2 separate regions of the Homo sapiens genome follow, and region 2 is linked to region 1. A link is a loop called in an ENCODE intact Hi-C map of the cell type or tissue named here. Cell type or tissue: gastrocnemius medialis. All regions are shown on one strand. Each heading gives the region's core, and the rest is flanking DNA. Links, peaks and the distances in the headings are about the cores only. Region 1 overlaps RPTOR (regulatory associated protein of MTOR complex 1). Region 2 overlaps RPTOR (regulatory associated protein of MTOR complex 1).

Region 1 (2,910 bases), core at 244-2,743:
GGTTCAAGTGATCCTCCCACCTCAGCCTCCCAAAGTGCTGGTATTACAGATGTGAGCCACCACACCTGGTTATATAAAAAGAAAACCTAAAACTAGTAAACCACACTGATATTTTTTGCTATATTTCTGCTATATACATGTCCTTTTGAAAAGGAAAATAGGAATATTGAACTTAGTTTTTGCGTAAAGGGCCATTTCCTCCCACTTAAAGTTGTTTCCTTTTTAATCCTCTGCCAGCCATTCTTACGTGGCCAGTGGTAGTGGTGCTGATTAAAATAACACAAGTCTGCCAGCAGTCCCAGACAGACATCGCAAATGGCGCCTTCCACAGTTCAGGACTGTGTGCTTCACTCCACGGAGGTCTGCCTCAGATGCCTCCCTCCCAGCCCCTTTCCGGAGGCCAGGGAGAGTGCGTTTCCACCAAGCGCAGGAGTCAGCACTTCCTCATAGCCTTCCCGTGCCCTCCCAGCACCAGGCACACATGGCCGCTCCCACCTATCCCATCCACCTGTTGTGACGCGGGTCTGAGTAGCTGCAGGTCCACGTCGTTCCTGGACCCATCATCTGGCTTAGTGGGCCTGTCACAGCAGACCTGGAAACTAATTTTCTGTGTACAGCAGGTTGCATTGCCGATGCTATTTTAGCTTATGGAGCCCAGAGCCCAGGAAATGGTTTTAAACATGATTTTGCCTTCCCTCTTCCCTCTTGTTTAAAAAAACCCACTCCTTGGTGGTTCTTGGTGATTGTTGCGTGGCATGTAAATATCCCTAATGTCACCGAACTGTACATTTGAAACAGTTAACATGGCAAATTTTATGCTACAGGTAATTTATCATCATAAAAAAAACCTCATTCCTCTAGAAATTGCAGTTTTTATTGAAAAAGTTAAATTATATTTATTATTAAGTATATGAGAATTTGATTTGTACTCTGGGTTTAATGTTCCTGTGGTAGAATGGGTTATTAATAAAACTAGCAGTCATTAGTACCTTCCAGCTGAGAAATTTGAGATGTTAAAAACAAAGTTTGTCAGAGTCAGATGACAGTGCGTTCTGTACCATCACCGTGGTGCGAGGTGGCTGTGAGTGAATACAGCTCTGTGTGTATTTCATTCCGAAAGCACTGGGCGTGCTGTCTGGAGAGGGCTCGGCAGCTTTCGTGTTGGCGTCGTAGGTGCTTGGTGGAGATTCAGAAGGACCCAGATGGGATAATGGGGCAAAAGCAGCCCTAAAATCAGGGGCAGTGCCCGGCACTCTGGACGCATGTGCTGGCCCAGCTGCAGGGCAGTCCGTGTCATCTTTGGGGACTCTGTGTCCTCGTCGTCACAGCTCTTTTAACATGGAGCTGAAACCTCATGGGGTTGGTAAAAAGCAGATGAAATAGTATATGTGAAGAGCCGTGAGAAATACTAAGAACTACGCAACTAAAAGTAAGGAGCAAGGAAGGAGCAAAAATGCAGACACAGACACATTCTCTCCCCGTCAAGCCGGGGAGCGCATCGCAGCCCTCGGTGATTAAAAGCCACACACTCTGGACACATCTCACCCCCACCCATATTCATCGTCACTTACAATATTCATTTACAATAGCGCCTCCTCTTCATGGAGGCCTGCCACAGTCTGAGTAAACAAAAGTGATCTTGTCCCTGTGGTATTCACAAAACAAGCCCTAGGAATTGTGTAAGTCACAAACAGCGTCCAGGCCCTGGATCTGGGACGACCAGTCTCTGTCATGCGATGCTCCAGCCCTCATGCTGACCGCTTGGTCCACGACCCCGCATTAGCAGGTGGCGCTCTCAGTCTGAAGCCTCATTCTGTACCTTGTTGTTCCACATCCCCAGCCTAGATGGGCAGATGAGGTTGGCCCCTACAGCAGAATGCTTTCCATTACAGCCGAATTATAGGTATTTGTAGACACGTGAATGAAGGAGTTCTGCAAGCTGTGTGGCCCGGTATGATCGGCATTTTTGGGGTTTTCTGTTTTCATTCCTTTAGCTATCTACATGACATGCCCAGGCATCACATTTCAGGGTAACTGAAGAGAAGGCAATGCAGATTCCATCTCACAGCCTGTGGTGTGTTCTTCTTGTTTTGTCTGTTCCCTGTCTCTTTCTGTCCCTTTGTTTCCTGCTACCCTTTCCCCTCTCCCCTCTCCCCACAACAAAGGACCAGCCTTGATGATAGTGCAGGAGGGACTTTGCAAGCCAAGCTCTCCCAGGGCCCATGGGGCCTCCCTTCCAGCAGGTGGGCCCTGCATGCAGCCCACAGTGTCTGAGGACTCTGCATCCCCGGAAGGGAGGCATTGCTTGTGCGCAGCTGCTGTGCCTCCCCCAGCTGAAAGCATTCTGTTTGGTGGAACTGGTTCTGATATTTTCCAGCTCTTCTCAATTATTTCCAGGAGCAGGCAGAGCAGTGTGTGTACATAATCCCTCATGTGTTATACTTATTAAATTTTACTGGCCAAAATGCCAGGAATTCTTGTGAACTTCATTATTTCTGAAAACGACAGCAAAACCTCTTGTGGATTACCGAAATGGCCACATGCAGGCAACGTAGGTAGCCAGGGAAAGGAATCACAATCTCAGTGCTAGTATAATTAGTCCTTGGTGGTATAAGGATCCTGTTTTGTTGAATGCTGTGGTTTTTTGGTAAAACAGGAACCCACCTGGTATCCATGGCAGGGTATAGCAAACTCGTGTATCAGACAGTCCTGTCATTTTTTAAACCTTTGAATGTAATGCATTATTTAAAAAGAAGGAAGAGTTACACTTTCAGTTAGATTTCATTTGGTAAAAAGTGAAATTTTCTGTGCATTTTAGTAGTAAACAACAATTCACTTAGTGCCTTTCTTCCTAAAATGGCACTGTGATATCAGCTTCACATATGATACTTTTACGTGACAAGTCTCATT
Region 2 (2,910 bases), core at 224-2,723, 100 kb before region 1:
TCTCTTGCCTGCCACCATCCATGTAAGATGTGACTTGCGCCTCCTTACCTTCCGCCATGATTGTGAGACCTTCACAGCCATGTGGAACTATAAGTCTATTAAACCTCTTTCTTTTGTAAATTGCCCAGTCTTGGTTATGTCTTTATCAGCAGCATGAAAATGGGCTAATACAGATGCAGTCAAGACGCATAAATCAGTGGGTTCTACCTTTTCTTAGGATTTTCAGGCTCAGATATGGATAATCGGGGAAGAAGCAGCTAAGTTGCCCTAGGACAGTACTCCACACCTGGAGGTGCTCCAAAGCTATTCATGGAACAGCCCAAGGTGGACCGTTACTCGCTGTGACTCCTGCTTGGGGCATTCACGTTGCGACATTAGTTCCAAATTGACAGTCCAGTTCAGCTGGTGAAAATGGCCCTATAATTGCGATTGGCAGCATCCCTTGGCGTGCGGCCCTGATGCCATTACCATTCCATCATCCATCCCGTCTTGCTGTCTGCCCTGCCGCCAGCCCTCCCTCCTCCTGCCCAAACTCACCTGACTTTCTTCTCTGTGGGTCCTAAGGTTGGGCTTCATCCACCTTGAGTTTCTGTGACAAGCTGCCAGTGAGGACTCATGGGCAAAGGCAGAACTGTGGGTGGATGGCTCACAGCTTGCATAATTCAGTACCTGGTGTGAAGCACTTTGCCTGTGTACTCATTAAATTTGCAGGACGGTACAGACAATATCTTCTGGTGGTCTTGGGGTTAACTGTGGTGCTTTGACAGTTTCACTTAACTGCTTACTGCCCAGAAAGTTAAGAACTGTTCCTATGATCAATGTTTTTACTTATATTTTTGCCTTGGCCTCAGCAGTGCTCTCCCACTTCGTCTTCCCTCCTTTCTAGTGCTTCTCGCCTGAAAGCTTTTCCACGTGCGTGCCGTGTTCAGTGAGAACTCTGATTCATGCTCTTCAGCCAGAAGCCTTCGTAGTCAGCCCTGCCCACGCACTTCCTGCCTTGCCCTGTCCCCAGAGGCCATGGTATTGGAAGCAGCTTCCTGGAAGCAAGCTTAGATTATGCGAAGCAGTTTATTCCGGACTCTTTAGACCAATTGCACCAGAGCATAAAGGTGTTGTCACCTACTGCTATCCCTCCGAATACCTTAGTGACATGACCTATAAATTCTTTTAGGCACACCAAAGACATTACAGAAAGAAGAATGAAAGAAAGGCATGGTTCTGCAGCCTCCTGGAGGATGGCAGCCTGTTGTGACTAGACTCCTCAGGGTTTCAGTCCATTAGAGCTGGTCCCAGAGGGGACCCCTGCTGGCCAGCCCTGTGTTGGACTCTTGCTCTCCGAGGCCACCTAGGGGATTCACTAGAGAGCCCATTTGGGATTGAAGAGCACGCGTGTTGACTAGAGTGGGTTGCAGCATGGGCCGCAGCCTGTTTAAACACTGCCTAGGGAAGATTGGTGGAGTCCGCCTCCTCCCTTCTGCCTCGTAGGTCCGCAGAGTCGTGCTGGGCTCACCGCTCCTTCCCTTTCTGGGCGGGAGCGCCCCTCTCACTGGTAGGGGAGCTCCCTGGGAAATGTGGTCTCCTTTCTACCAGTGCACTGAGGGGTGGGGTGGGGAGAGCTTAACTGTGGAAAGAATGCGAACTGGTTTAGTTCTGGCTTTGCCACTTCTTAGAAATGTAACTCTGGACAAATTACTATTTAAACTTTTAAAATTTGTACATGCAAATGAGAGTTAATGGACAGAATAAAAGTATATAAAGCATTTGCACCAGGGAGGCCATGGTGGTTGGTCATCAGATCCTTACTTCCCATCCCTTTCTGTCCCTTATCCCTTCCTCTCCCTCATGGTTGAGGTGGTGGAGGCCCCTCCCAGAACATTCTGCCCAGGAGTCTTGCTGCCTTAAGCCCCTCCCCATCCTGCCTTATCTCTGGTTTTATCCTCTTGCGGGGATAACTGCATTCCTGACTCTTCCTCTATTAATTGACCTACTTGAAGTGTAATACTTTTAGAGAGAAGTAGGGGCTTAACTCTGTCCTTAACAGGCCTCTCGAGGATATTATCTCTCATCATCATGTTCCCTTTAACAAGGGAGTTGTCTGTGTGTATGACAAATTGCAAATGAGGACCCCCCACCGTCAGGCTGGGGACTAAAACTGTAGCTCAGCTGTTGTCGTTTCACAGATCTCACGTGCCATGTGTGTTTCCTGAGTTAACTTGGGGACCGTGATACAGAGCGATGCGGAGATGGCTCTGAAGGACAGGCAGGTGCCAGGCGAGGGATGGAAGTGCTGCTTCTAAGTCAGAAAGTGGAAGGTGTGATGTGTTAAAGAATGGAAAGCTAAATTTGGAGGTGACGATGAGGAACCCACCGTATGCTCGCCATATGCAACTAGGAAGAGTTGTAAAATCCTGCTCCAGCCAAATTGGAAAGTGCTGATCAAGGGGGAAACGATCAATAACAGATTGGAGGGGGACGGCCACTTCAAAGTGTCTGCGGTACTTGATTTCATTTTGCAGGGGAAACCATATGTCACAGTGGTGTTCATGAATTTGGGTGTTCACAAGGGCTTCTGTACAGCTCCCTCCCAAATGTCCGCGATTTACTTGTTGGTATGACACATAATGGAGATTTTTTTAAAATGGACATACGAAGCACATAACGTCAAGTTCACCATTTTAAAGTGTACAACTTGGCTGGGCGCAGTGGCTCGCGCCTGTAATCCTAGCACTTTGGGAGGCCGAGGTGGGCAGATCACCTGAGGTCAAGAGTTGGAGACCAGCCTGGCCAACATGGTGAAACCTTGTCTCTACTAAAAATATTTAAAAAATGGCCAGGCACGGTGGCTCACGCCTGTAATCCCAGCACTTTGGGAGGCCGAGGCGGGTGGATCGTGAGGTCAGGAGATCGAGA

What was found. Hi-C counts contacts between places; a loop is a spot of excess contacts. Peaks named below come from ENCODE experiments on the same cell type or tissue, not always from the same donor. Only the 100,000 strongest peaks of a DNase experiment are listed, where the experiment ranks them.
Region 2: it touches region 1 in a loop (11-fold over the local background); 1 of 110 quality-filtered maps calls a loop at or near these places.

What each region holds. Positions count from the first base shown.
Region 1 is chr17:80,750,081-80,752,990 of GRCh38, forward strand. All of the region lies in intron 5 of RPTOR (regulatory associated protein of MTOR complex 1), which reads left to right. Among named protein-coding and RNA genes, the nearest start is that of RPTOR, 210 kb to the left of the region's middle. In gastrocnemius medialis, for the core only: no CTCF peak of the experiment used is centred there; DNase peaks (open chromatin) are centred at 464, 1,171 and 1,701; H3K4me3 peaks cover 1,880 bases; H3K27ac peaks cover 2,500 bases.
Region 2 is chr17:80,648,908-80,651,817 of GRCh38, forward strand. All of the region lies in intron 3 of RPTOR (regulatory associated protein of MTOR complex 1), which reads left to right. Among named protein-coding and RNA genes, the nearest start is that of RPTOR, 110 kb to the left of the region's middle. In gastrocnemius medialis, for the core only: a CTCF peak has its summit at 1,325 (motif pointing left); DNase peaks (open chromatin) are centred at 394 and 964; H3K27ac peaks cover 1,440 bases.